Linked DNA regions of Homo sapiens: all the other regions are linked to region 2. A link is a contact called in ENCODE Hi-C or POLR2A ChIA-PET data. All regions are on one chromosome and are shown on one strand. Each heading gives the region's core, a stretch centred on a gene start or an enhancer-like site at or near the end of the contact. The rest is flanking DNA. Distances are from core to core; before and after follow the strand shown.

What was found. A loop is a pair of places that touch in the nucleus more often than their neighbours do. ChIA-PET counts read pairs that join two places held with the same protein, here RNA polymerase II (POLR2A). Pooled maps may share reads with other maps.
Region 1: a loop to region 2 is called in a map of psoas muscle, with 1.8 times the contacts of the local background. The contact joins the enhancer-like site here to the promoter of LINC02443 in region 2. A Hi-C loop is called at or near these places in 1 of 168 maps with a recorded cell type or tissue (psoas muscle) and 3 of 50 pooled maps. POLR2A ChIA-PET finds 5 or more read pairs at or near these places in 1 of 52 experiments (activated T-cell).
Region 3: a loop to region 2 is called in a map of gastrocnemius medialis, with 3 times the contacts of the local background. The contact joins the enhancer-like site here to the promoter of LINC02443 in region 2. A Hi-C loop is called at or near these places in 1 of 168 maps with a recorded cell type or tissue (gastrocnemius medialis). POLR2A ChIA-PET finds 5 or more read pairs at or near these places in 2 of 52 experiments (H1 and PC-9).

What each region holds. Positions count from the first base shown.
Region 1 is chr12:5,332,010-5,336,626 of GRCh38, forward strand. The region is part of intron 7 of LOC105369617 (a long non-coding RNA gene); the gene reads left to right. Among named protein-coding and RNA genes, the nearest start is that of LINC02443, 91 kb to the left of the region's middle. Within about 2 kb of position 1,287, at least 2 of the 41 ENCODE cell types and tissues checked have a DNase peak (open chromatin) inside an H3K27ac peak, as active enhancers do; they include psoas muscle, where a contact is called at or near this core.
Region 2 is chr12:5,239,997-5,244,564 of GRCh38, forward strand. It overlaps LINC02443 (long intergenic non-protein coding RNA 2443), which reads right to left and starts at 3,155. Exons shown (of 5, transcript NR_120476.2): 1 at 3,072-3,155; 2 at 1-116. The region is part of intron 4 of LOC105369617 (a long non-coding RNA gene); the gene reads left to right.
Region 3 is chr12:5,170,285-5,174,804 of GRCh38, forward strand. It overlaps LOC105369617 (a long non-coding RNA gene), which reads left to right. Exons shown (of 10, transcript NR_188066.1): 4 at 1,525-1,605. Among named protein-coding and RNA genes, the nearest start is that of LINC02443, 71 kb to the right of the region's middle. RefSeq lists enhancers at 1,541-2,277, 2,746-3,945. Within about 2 kb of position 3,232, at least 3 of the 41 ENCODE cell types and tissues checked have a DNase peak (open chromatin) inside an H3K27ac peak, as active enhancers do; they include PC-9 and gastrocnemius medialis, where a contact is called at or near this core.

The DNA.
Region 1 (4,617 bases), core at 37-2,536, 90 kb after region 2:
GGTTAAAACAAGAATACACACACAATTCTAAAGTGTGGTTCTGTTTCTAGGGGACCTTAATTCAATTGGAGGGAAATACTAAATCTTGAAATGGTAGGTGCCTTTAGTATGGAGAGATCCACACATATTTAAACACATGACATAAGATTGAGCTCTTAGATAGGAAGGGCACTGAGGAGGCTCACCTGGCTAACTGATCACCTCCATGCCAGGCCACCCTTACATTCCAGGCAAGGAGATGACACCACCCACCACCCAGTGCACTGGGAGAATTTCCAGGGGAGCGGGGGTTCTAGGAAGGTCTCCACCCCAACTTAGGTACTCTGAATGCCATGAAGAGAATCACAGGCTTATTCCCTTGGTTCAGGGTTTTGTCTAAAGTTAAAATGCAAGGGTTACCAGAGGGGTGGCCGTTATGACTGTCTTAAAACAGTAGAAGGAAGAACCTTATTAAATCTTTTTCAATCAGAGCTAGCGGAGAGCAAAAGAGAAAGGCCACAGACCTAGGAAAGTGTAATGTGGGAGAGAAAAGAAAGAAAAAGCCTTGGTAGGCTGCATGGAAGAGCAGAATTCCTGGGTGATGTGCTGTGGAGCACTGTTTTAGAGAGGCAGTGGTGTGCAGTTTTAAAGCATTTGCTGGTTTTAATGGTGTAAATACTCCCACCGTGGAAATTTCAAGCTGCCAATTTGATGTCAACTGGCCCACAGAATTCCTAGAAATGAGCAATTGGCTCATGCATGCTGCTGGGGAAATGCTGGCTCCTGTACACTGCAGAGGGCTCCACGAGTGGGCAGAGAGACACTGAAAGGGGGCGGTAGGAAGTCCCCATGCAGGCCTGGCCCTCAGTGCTGGTCTGAGGTTCTCACAGACTGTGTTAAAGTTCTCCAGTGTGGAGGGCAGGTGTAGTGGGGCCTGGGTGGCCCAGGTAAACATGGGTGGGACTGAAACTACAGACAAGGGAGCAGTTTGGTGGGCCCCTAATTAGAATGAATCTCCCATCTGCCTTTTGAAACCATCACGTAGAAAGGCAATCCCTGCAACAATAGCATTAAAGAAATTATTAAATGATGACTGCTCACATCCCCAAAGTATGCATCTTAGCATGGGGACACCCATTTGAAGACAATACCCTGGAATCACAGAGGAGAAAGTGACAATGAGCAGAAGGGAGGGTGAGGCCAGCTGTTCCTCTTTGTGGGGGAGGCAGGGACAGGCAGAGTTATTAAAAGCTCCATGACATACTTTGGCTTTGGCGGTGAGGTTATGTCTCAGCCTGCGGGATCACTCCCTTCAGAGCACATTGGGAAGACATCAGGGCCGGCCTGGTTGAGTTATTCGCGTCCGTGGGGCCTAATCCTGCTCCATGTGTTCTCTTTGATAAGGCCCTGCCTTCTGTCTCCAAGCTTGCCTTTTCAGCTCCAGTTCCAGACAGGGCAAAAGGAACGATTCCCCAGCATCTAGGCAGAATCATGAAGGGGGTCAAAGCTTTGTCCTTGCTCTCCCTTCTCCCTTTCAATAGACTTCTCCGGGCAACCTGAGGCTGGTATCCTCCAGCAGGGCCCAGGGCTCCCCTCTCCAGACCCCAGCTGTGCCACAGGACCTCTGCCCTTCCACCCAATGCTTCTGTGTTGTTTCTTATAGTCCCATAATTTTTTCTTTCCTAATTTCTCTGATGAATGAAATTCCCGTAAACTATTTGACATGAAGGAGTTAATGACTGCTTTTGACTTAAGCAGTCACTCTTTCCCAGTATTTGTAGTTTTACAAAGCTTTGACACTGAAGAAGGACTCTGGTATGGGATAACTTCTGCCTTCAATAAATGGCAAGATGATCTGGGCAAGATTTTTGGTGCTCTCTGAAGTCATCCCCTGTGAGTGAACATCTAATCCACTCATGCCAGTCCAACTCGGATATGCCTGGACAGCCCCTGATATGGAAGAGCATCTGTCACTCACTGGTAGGTACAGATAGGTGCATCATGCATAGGCTATGCTGGCTCCTTTAATGGGATGAAGTGAGGCCCCTAAAATGGCCCCAGCTCTTCTATTCAGTCCAAAGACCAAGAAGAGACAGACAGACAGAAAGAGAAAGGAAATTTAAGTGTGTGACTGATGTTCCCAGTGTCTAGTGTTCCCATCTTTATGTCAGTGTGTAACCAGGGCTTAGCTCTCACTTATAAATGAGAACATGCAGTATTTGGTTTTCTGTTCCTGCATTAATTCACTTAGGATTATGGCCTCCAGCTGCATCCATGGTGCTGCAAAAGACACGATTTCATTCTTTTGTATGGCTGCATAGCATTCCATGGGTATATATGTACCACATTTTCTTTACCCAATCCACTGTTGATGGGCACCTGGGTTGATTCCATGTCTTTGCTATTGTGAATACTGCTTTATTACATACCAGTACATGGGTCTTTTTGGTAGAATGATTTGCTTTCCTTTGGGTATATTCCCAGTAATGGGATTGCTGGGTTGAATGGTAGTCCTATTTTTAGTTCTTTGAGAAATCTCCAAATTGCTTTCCACAGGGGCTGAACTAATTTGTACTCCCACCAAAAGTGTACAGGCATTCTATTTTTACTGCAGCCTTGCCAACATTCGTTATTTTTTGACTTTTTAATAAGAACCATTCTGACTGATATGAGATGCTATCTCATCATGGTTTTGATTGGCATTTCTCTGATAGTGATGTTGAGCATTTTTTTCACATGTTTTTTGGCTGCTTGTATGTTTTCTTTTGAGAAGACAGAGGGAGGGGGGCAAGGGTTGACAAATGACCTATTGAGTGCTATGTTCACTATTTGAGTGACAGGTTCAATAGAAGCCCAACCTCAACATCACACAGTATAACAAGTAACAAACTTGCACATGTATCCCCTGAATCTAAAATTTTCTTAAAAATTTAAATTTAAAAAATTAAAGTGAATTTTACAATTTTTAAAAAAGATACAGTCTTGCGCTATCGTTCAGAGGGGAGTGCAGTGATTTTACAATTTTTTAAAGAAAAGAGTTCTTTTCTGCTAGCCTTATTTTTGTCTGTTATACTGGTGATCATATTGGTTACATGAAAAGTTCTGTCATATTATTGCTATTTAAAAATAAATAATGCTACAGATACAAAAGAAGAATCTGTGACTGCTAAATCCTTTCCTGTGAGAGCAGCACACTGTGCAGAGTGGAAAGCAGGGTTTGCCCAGGCCATGAACAACCCATGTGGCTCTGACTCGTGACTTGTCTTTGTCAGAGATTCTCCAACATGCTTTGGGACTGAGACACACCCATGAAACTGCAATTTTCTCAGGATGTACATACCCCCTCTTAATCAACACAGGAGGCCAGCCACACAGGCAGACCTATCACCTCCTCTCTCTTCTCCCCAAACCCTATTCAAGACAGAGCTTCTTGGGCAGGGCTGAGTAGGGTATGTTGCTCCAGATGCAGTGAGCGATAATAATTGCAGTAGCTATCATTTTTCATGTGCTTACTCTGCCCAGCTGCTATGCACAGGCTTTATACAAATATATGTGATCGCATTTAATCCCTGCAACCACCCAGTCAGTTTCACGTTATTATTATTTTCAGTTTACAGATGAGGAAACTGAGACTCAAGCTAAATAATTTGCCCAAAGGCACACAGCTTATAAGTGACACAGTGAGGACAGAATACACCATGAATCCAAAAAAAGCTAGTTTCCCCCCAAACTCCGTGCTCTAGAAGCTAGTTCCACTTCTCCATCTCAGCTGAGCTGGGGCATCACCTGTGCTCCCAGGGGCTGGGTCCACGTGGCCATTGTGATCTGTAACCAGATTCACAGTAGAATCAAATTGGTCCCAAATCCAGAAGATAAATGAAGACCAGCAGATTATTTTTCCAGGCTTTATCATAATACTCCAGATGTTTCCATATCTGGAGGTAAATGCATTTGAACCATCTGACTCCCTTCTTACCTAAAAATTTGATTTGCAAAAGGCATATGAAGACCATGAACATAGATGTGATGGAGCAATCTAAATCCTGCCTGAAGGACTCAGAAGAGCTTTGAAGTCCTTTTGGGTGCAATTATTCTGAGTACCAGCTGAACTCTCTATCACACACTTGGCATCTTCACGCAGGTGTGCCAGCAGATAATAGGAGAAACAGGGGTCCTTTCTTCCTATTTTAATGTAAATCTTTACCTGCTTCCTGACCTCTTATGAACTGTGCCTAATTTCTACTCAAGGTTTGAGTGCTCACCTAGCAGGAACAGAGATGAGATGGTTCCTACAACCACAACAAAAGATGCAGTCTCTGGAGGGAACTGGGCTTTGTTTTCATTCTTTCACATGCCCACCAGCTGACTTCAACCCTCAGCAAAGTCTTGGAATGAAAAACTAAAAATTTAAACGGCAGTGGCTCCCAGAAAGGTTAGAACCAGAAGTGGTATTCAGATTCCACCTGGTTCATTTAATAAATGCCTATGTAGAACTTGACATTCAACATATTGCACTGGCATTCAACATATTGCATTTAGTATGATTGCTAAAACATACTGGGCACAGTCCTTATCTTTGAGGAGCTTATCAACCTATTGGAAAGATTTTTAAAAATTAATAATATGATATAAACATTG
Region 2 (4,568 bases), core at 1,905-4,404:
CTCCTCCCCAATTCCTCCATTGCAATGAATTTGGGCTGGGGTTAGATCAGAAAGCCCAGGTTATCAGCTTCTGGCTTCTGAAAAGAACACCTGCTTGCTTGGAAGTATCAGGTGATCTAGGAGGAAAAATACAAAATGGAAAGGATTGGTTTCAGGAGACAATGGGAGCAGAGGATCAAAGGGTCTGGGAGGCACCAGCAGGCCTGAGAGTGGGTGAACCTCAGTGACACACACCTGGTGTCACTTTCTAATGGAGATTCCCGATTAGCGGAAAGAGTCAGAAAACATTTGGTAAATGGAGAGTACTATCTCTTCCTGTGCAGCCTTCTGAACCATAAGCTGTGCAATTTGTTCTTCTGTGGGGGTGTAGTGCCAGACCTTGTTTTGCAGATGGACAAACCCTTGGCTAAGCTCTAAAATCTGGGGGCTACCATTTATTTTGCTGATGACTTGAGTCCCTCCCCGCTCCCCTTTATTTTTCCAAGAAAGGCTGCTCTTTAAAGATTGACCTGATCAAGTTTCAGGAAAGTTCGGTCAACTCTTGATTCCCACTTTGGATAATAGCCTGGTTAAATTTTAATGTTAGGCTGCCCTGTATTCAATTCAATAGCCCACATATTTATTAAGTAACTACCCTGCAAAAGGACAGACATGCACCGTTAAAGAGGAACCATGAATAGTGCATGATGCTCACTCTCAGAGGCCTGATTCTCTAATAGTGGAACTAAATAAATAACAACAACTGCAATAGAAGGCTGAACGTGTTAGCTATAGATGACAAGTTCAAAGTCCTGGGGCATTTTAAACTGGGAGAGACCATATATGCACAGTGTTGGGTTAAGTAGGGAAGCCATGGCGTTATGACGTGGGAGTGACAGCTGAGATAAGTCTCAAAAGGTTCATAGAATTTTTCCAGTCAGAGATGAGTATGGTGGCCTTGAAGAAGTTGGTGGGGAGGCATGGGATATAACTGATACAGGAAGTTTGATTAAAAGTATGGAAAAAGGAGTAGAGAAAGGTGGGCTCGAAAGAGTAGAGTGGGTACAGATTTTGGAGGCTCTGAATGCCAGGTTAAGTTTCTGGCACAAAGTAGTGGGGAGATGGGGAAGGCTTCTGAGCACAGGAATGGTCAGTGTTGTACCTTGGGAGAGTACTCTGACAGCAGCAAATAGGGTAAACTGGAGGAGAAGAAATAGAAGAAGACTACTGCAATGTCCTGGAAGAGGAGGTGTGAGTGCCTGCCTCAGCAAGGTGGCAATTAGGAAGGAGATGGTGCCAAGGGAGACATGGCAGAGAAACCTCCTCCACACATCCTCTCCAGTGCAATCCCTGGGTTAAATGACTCCTGACACAATGCTTTGAACAGCCAAATAGAATGGACTCTGGAGCTGTCTTGTTTCTAATTTTGTGCCTTAATGACCAGTTGATAAAAACCATCTAATGCCTGACTTAAGGAAGGTCCCAAGTGTTGGGACCCGCTCTGATCACAGTCCTCTGGCTACTTACGCAGGATATTTTGCCTGTCTACATTTATGGGAGTCTTGTTTTCTACACTATTTAATGTGCCCTTTTCTGAAAGATTATAAGAAAAGAAGCCAGATATTTGAGGTCAGAGGTTAGAGCTTGACGTAGAGATAGAAGGAAAGGAGGGAAATTATAGAAAAACACAAAAGAATTTATTAAAGAAAAGAAATTTTCATTGGTTCAAAAAGACAGCTAGGGCCAGGTGCGGTGGCTGACACCTGTAATCCCAGCATTTTGGGAGGCCAAGGCGGGTGGATCACCTGAGGTCAGGAGTTCGAGACCAACTTGGCCAACATGGTGAAACCCAGTCTCTACTAAAAATACAAAAAAATTAGCTGGGCGTGGTGGCACATGCCTGTAATCTGAGGCAGGGGAATTGCTTGAACCAAGGAATCAGAGGTTGCAGTGAGCCGAGATTGCGCCACTGCACTCCAGTCTGGCGACAGAGTGAGACTCGGTCTCAAAATACAAACAAACAAAAAAAGACTGCTAGGGGTCCTGGACCATCCAGAAATATAAACACAATGTCCAAGATAATGGGTATACCAACTGATTTTCTCTATTAGAGAATTTTCCAATGATGGACATACATTGCAAGATGATTCCACAGGGAAAAAGGGTGTGTGTGTGTGTGTGTGTGTGTGTGTGTACATAAGCATTTGCAAAAAACCGTTACCAAAGTTTGTTGCTATTTAGCTCACCATTTCTGATTACACAGCAACCCCCATGAGGTTCCCTTCCCCCACTACCCTTGAGAGAATTAAATTGTTCTAGCTCCAAGACGGTAACATAAGCATCTGCCCATCTATCTCCAGTGACTTATTTACTATGACTTCTCCTTCAACCTGCAGGTCAAGGATTCTCTGAAACATAAATATTTAGGTCAAGAAAAATAGAGGAATTTATTTAATATAGTGGACTTTTTTCACTGTGCTCAATGAATATCTCCATGCCTAGTGCCTGTGCTATCAGAGGTTTATACGATTTAGAAAAAGCAATGTTCACTGTCACCTCAGACAAACCTTGACACATCAGTGGCTTAATGTTACCGCAAACATTTGTTTCTTGCTGACATCGAAGTCCAATAACAGGTGGGTCAAGCGGGCTCTGTCTCAGAGCTCTACCATCTGGTATATGTGCCATCTAAGGCCACTGTGGTGGAGGAAGAAAGAGCTGAAGGATCTTGCAGGCTGTCTGTAAGGGGCATGCTTCACGCAGCTTATCTCACTGTGCTTATTTCGTTAGCCAGAAGTCAGCAAGTCGAGGCTCCAACCTCATACAAGGGAGGCTGGGCATCCAGAAGAGCACAGGAATCTTTGGTGCTGCGGAGCTTTTGCTCAAGGGCTTCCTAGTGGCCATGTGACACCCAGAGGGTCCGTAGGCCACATTGACTAGCTCCGTCCCAACGCTGCCCTTGGGCTTCCAGCATTCATTGCACCCCCGCCCCCAACCGTGTGGTTAGGAGAAAGACTGCGAATGTCCTGTTAAAACCCTTGATAAAAGATATTGCCAAGTCCTGGCTGTGGGATGAAGATGAGAATCCTTACCATGGGGTCTGCGCTCTTGACTTTGGTTGTGGGGTGAGGGGAAGCAGAGGAGAAAGAGAGAGACAGAGACAATGGGAGGTGAAGAATGCACAAGCAGCTGAAACATTGCCTCATTGTGTTCCCAGATTCTGATACTGCATCACTGGCTTCCAGAGCGCCTGTGTGACGTCACTGGATTCCAGTCTCTATATTTGTTCACCATCAGTGCCTCTTACTGTAAATAATTGAAAGGAATATAATAGGGTGAGAATTATTGTTGCCTCCCCCCTTTCGCCTTTCATAAAATCTTTTTATATCAGAGGGGTCTGGCCCCAGCCACTCCTAGCTCTATAATTAGTTCTGGGAGCTGTGAGGACTGAGTTTTAGCTAATGACATTTCACAGTTCAATCTTGAAGTACCTCAGGCTTTGTGATCTTTTTTGAAGCAAAGAGCTAGGGCTACAGATGAACCTGGGTAATTTGCACTAATAATACGTCAGTCTGTCAGCAGATTCCCAAATTTTACAAATAAGCAAGGGAACCCTGCAGGCTGATGTGCCAGTCAGAGGGTCCTTCCCAGCCTTCATGCTCCCAAAGCAGATGAGAGTGGGCTTGGTTTCATTAGTCACAGCTGGTGGGTTTTCATTATCTTCATTCTCTCATGTCTGCCTTGGCCATCATTGAGCCACACACATCTTCAAGCAAAGCATTCTCTGCCTTGAGACACACTAGTTCTTAAAGTGCTCTAGACTTCAGGAGAACCTGAAGCCCCTCACAGAGCCTTTGGAGTGCATGGCTATGAGGCCTGGGCACACAGCGAGACATGTAGTTGTCACTATCACCCAGTGCAAAAACACTCAGAGGGGCTCATGAGAATCCTGTCTTCAGAAACTGAGGCCCCAAGACATTCAATGACTTGCAAGTCTGTTCTTTCCTGTCCATCTTCTCTCTTCTCTACCACACTTCCCCTCTCTCTCTCTCTGGAAATTACCTGGATTCCCTCTCTTGGCCTCCAGACGGGTCAATATTTCCCTGCTTTTGCACATACCCTTACCTCTGATATCGTGCCCTTCCCACCTTGTTCTGCTGAACTTCCTCTCTAAGGCCCAGTGCAATCATTTCTCATCTTTGAAGTCTCCTTGACTTTGTCCCTTCGAAACTGAGTTTTCACTCCTTCTTTTGTGCTGTCATAGCCTCTTATGCTTAGCTTTATTTCAGCAATAATCACACTGTGATATAACAGTGTATGAACTGTCTTTCTCCATCACGCTACAAGCTTGAGGGAATGCACTCTATCATCCTTGTCTTAGTATCACCAGAGCCCAGGTGCTTTAGACACATAGTAGATAATCAATACAAGTTTTGTGAGTGAATAAGTATAAAAGTGTTGACCCTTTCCCTATGCACAAAGATAACTTTAAGACTGAGAAAGACAACAAATGTAGAATGCTTGGGATGCTTTAGAAAAAGCGGGGGTTGGGGGGTCACTAATCAAATATTATTTTGAGACTTCAAGTC
Region 3 (4,520 bases), core at 1,982-4,481, 70 kb before region 2:
GGCTAACACGGTGAAACCCTGTCTCTGCTAAAAATACAAAAAAATTAGCCGGGCGCGGTGGCGGGCGCCTGTAGTCCCAGCTATTCGGGAGGCTGAGGCAGCAGAATGGCGTGAACCCGGGAGGCGGAGCTTGCAGTGAGCCGAGATCGCGCCACTGCACTCCAGCCTGGGTGACAGAGCGAAACTCTGTCTCAAAAAAAATAAAATAAAATAAAAAATAAAAAATAAAGAGCTGAGGGCTGCAGGGAAATAAAGTGGGCATGTTGGTTGGGGAAAGGAATTGACTGCAGGGATACAGCCTGTGAGTTCGTGAAGCGCCCTTCGAGCAGAGTGAACTGTTCACAGGCTCCAGCAGAATGAATCTATGGCTGAAAAATGCCAATTTTGGACCAAAGGCGTAGGGTACAGCTCCCTTTTTGGGAAGTCTGTGAAATTTAAACAGTCCAGTGCCAGGGAATCTAGCTGGAGGGAGGGGAGGAGGAAAATAAAAGCCTCTCAAGTCTCTTTTCAAGCCTGGGATTGTGGAATTCTAAGATGTGCATTTGAGAACACATCAAAGATAAGGGGGAGATGGATTTAACTGCCCAGTTCATATGGAATGAAGTTGCTATGTGTTCTTCTATTGATGTCAGGTGCCCAGACGTGACAGCAATAAATCGAGAGGGATATTTATGTAAACAAAAGAAATATAAATAGATGGGAGAGAGTAAACTAAATATAAACTCTCAGTTCAAATCACTGTGAGAACAGCCAATGCTATTTTCAGAGGGGGTGTGTAAGTGCATGCAGGGTGCTATTTATGGCCAGAAGGTTGTATGTAAACTCTGACAGTCCAGCGGCTGCTTTCAATGGCGTGCCATTCAACTCAAGCTGAAGTGGCCTATTGCTTTCTCATCCCCACAGGGAAGAAAACAAGACAGAAAGAAAGAACAAGGAATGTTTTTCCTCTCGCCATGCACGTCTAGCTGTGCACAGTCTCACACTTTTATCGCTTTCCTTCTTGACCATCACTCCTTAAGTCCTGTACATTCTCTAAAGCTGAGTTAAGGTGCATGAGGACACCTTCAGGACCCTGATGCACCCCCATCTAGTCTGTGTTCCCGGACACCCCTGTAACACCCAGGCACATTCACGCATGTTACATATATTTTCTCTTGGACTACCTTTCTGTCCCTCTGACTATACTGTGAGCTCCCCAAGGGCAAGGCTATGGCTTGCATTCCTGAGCTAAGCAATAATAGGTGCTCAGATTTGGTTTGTTCACCCCATTAATCCCTGACCCAAGGGAAGTGTGAACTTGAACGTGTAGCAGGAAAGGGATTTATCAGACAGAGGGAGATTTTCTTTTTAAAGATGAGGGTGCTAGGAGACTGAGCCATGCTTCAGCTCTTGCTCAGAGGCAGGGGATGGCAGCAATAACCTCTTAAATCCGGCCCCTCCCTCTCAGAGATTTTTCCTGTCTTTGAAGGAAGGTCTCAATGGTGAGTCAATGATGAATCTAATCCACGTTTCCTCTTCTTGCAGGCAATTGCATCTAGCATATAATGTGTTGGTTATCCCCAGAACACAGAGCAGTGCATCTCCACAGCGAGAATTCCAGAACAGGTAGGAAATTCCTTGTCTTTGGGGTTTTACTTTTGCATGTTTCCCAGAAGGGGGCAGCATCTCCCTGAGATTTCTTCCCTTTGGCGGTACAATCCTTTCCAGCAGCCTTTAAGGAAGGGCAGATTCAGAAATCCGGAGAATTGCCTCAGTCTCTGCCATTCAGATTCACTAGAGGAGTGGGAATGGGCAAAGGGTGGCCTGTAGACTGGAGAACAAGTGTCTTCAGAATGACGTGTGCCCACGGTGGTCCAAGAACACGGTCCCACCCAGAACATGGTCCCGCCAGAGGCATCAGAGGGCTCAGGTCCTCAGTGTTTGTGAACCTACCAGGGTTTTTGTGCCCCGATGCCCGAGAGGTTCAAGATTTGAAAGTCAAGGGTTGTACAGAGGGGCTGTCTGGATGGGAAATTTTGCTGTGCTCTTCTCTCATCTATTTGGGCACCTGGAGGGCACACAGCTGCATCTGCGGCAGAGCCTTAGAGGGCAGATGGCTTACTCAGTGACTTAGCTAGTTACAGCTGGGACTAGCACTGAGGTCAGCCTGCTAGGATCTGTCAGGTGCTCTCCCAACCACCTGGGACTGCCAAGGTCAAGAGACATGCAATAATACCCGTTTTCCATGATTTTTACTCTCTGCAGTTTCAGTTACATGAAGTCAGTTGAATTTCAAAGATAGGTGAGCACAGTACAGCAAGGTAGAGACCACAATCACAAAACTTGTATTGCAGTATATTGTTACAATTGTTCCATTTGATTATCAGTTATTGCTGTAAATCCCTCACTTAATTAATAAAGTGTCACATTGAGGGTTGGAACTGGCGTTCTCACTCAGCAAAGCTCTGACCAAAGTTTAGCATTAGGCCAGCCTTGCTGCACACCGCACCAGGGACAGCACATTTGCGGTGTGCACTGGGCAAGTGCACAAGGGTGTACATTTGCTTCCCTTCCCGCTCCTGGCACCTGCGGGCTGGTCTCCTCCGCGTGTGCTGGGAAGTCATCAGAACAGCTTTCAAGCATCCTAAGGCCAGCCCGCACTCCCAGATTATATTTTGATACCCATTTACCTTCTACTGCTCTTCCGATCAGCATTTACTCTGCATTTCCTGGTCTTTGTGGTTTGTCAGCTCCTTCACGTTGCTTTCGCTTAGCTGGCGTGTGTGAGGATGAATGAAGAGAGTTAAAAGCCTCCCAACCTCTGGCGCGCTGGAACAGTTCCCTGAATGTGGGGCTGCTGTGAACTGCTGTCATCGCAACATCTATCAAAAACATCTCTTGCCCCCAGGACACGACAGAGTTTTGAAAGTGTTTCTGCCCTACGTTGCTTATGCAGATACTTGGGAGAGAGCTTCCTCCATTTCTGTCTGGTTTTTGGACAAATTCTTCAGATTGTAAGATGTTCAGCATTCTGGGTTGTTTGACTGTGGAAACGCACGGGAGCTCTTGCGGTGTAGACTCTAGCCCCAGTTCTATTGCCAATCTGTCAGGGCCCTAGCAGGCATCACTGCTGTTCTTTAAGACTTACTCTTGCCAACCTCCTGTTGCACCTCTGGAAACAGGACGAGAATGATTTTTTCTGCCAGTGAGTTGAGAAAAGTTGTCACACTGAAAGTACCAACTGAATAAGGTCAGAGAATCAAGGAAGCAAGTGCCTGTGGAGGTTGATGAATCAACAGAAAAATATTACCATATTGGATGTCCACCCGCCTATGTTTAAATCTTCATCTGAGAAAGGGGTGAAGTGTTGGAAAGCATTTAAAATCTGCAAAGATGGGAAATGAGATAACGACCTGGGTCCTCTGGGACAGGACATGCCAGTGCTGGTTCTTGAGAGGACAGCTGCTCCAACAGCCGGGCTCTCCAGAATATGCCGCCGTGGGCTTCGGCCTGGCAGCAGGGCCCCTGGAGGAGCCTGGCACCCAACAGGCGCTCTGTAAATATTTGGGAAGTGAGTGGACGAGTGACTGTCCCTGGTTTGGGCTGGTGCCATTTAGAGGGCAACCAGAGTGCAGGGAAGGGAGGAGCTTGGGCAAGAGGGACATTGCTGTCGCTGGTTGATGGTGAGATGGCACTTAATGAGAACCTGGTCATTGGGAAAGCCCCAAGCCTGCGTCTTGCTGTGATGCCTTCCCCATTATGAAGGGTCCATTGGCATGGGAGTGGGGAGACCTGGACTCAGAGAAGCTACAAGGGCAAGGGTGGAAAGGCATAGCTTCTGCAAGTTGATGCTGAAAAAGATCCAAGACTCATATTCAGCAGACAGCCCATAACCAAGAGCCAAGGAAAACTTTGCCTCTGCTTCTTCTACTGGACTCTCTTGGGCTATCCTTTCATGTCTTTATTTTTCTCAAAATAGCTCTATGTTCCTTTCTTTAAAAATTAAAATATAGCAAAATTGACTTTCGGGGGTTTTATAGCTCCATGAGCTTTAACATATATGTAGGATCATGTAACCACTACTATTATCAGAATACAGTACAGTTCCATGACCCCAAAGAACTCCTTCATGCTACTACTCCCTTTGTAGTCATACTCTCTCCATATTTCTAACCCCGGCAACCAATGATCTTTTCTCTATTACTATAGTTTTATCTTTTTGAGGATGTCATATGAATGAATTTATACAGCATGTAATTTTCTGAAACTAGCTTCTTTCACTCAGCATTATGCCTTTGAGATTCACCCAAGCTATTGTAACAATAGTTTATTATTATTTATTTTATTTTTCTTTATATTATTATTTTTTATTTCAATAGTTTTTAGGGTGGATGAGTTCTTTACTGGTGAATTCTGAGATTTTAGTGCACCCATCACCCAAACAGTGTACACTGTACCTAATATGTAGTCTTTTATCTCTCACCCTCCTCTCAACTTCTCCGCCAAGTTCCCACAGTCCTTTATATCACTGTATATGTTTT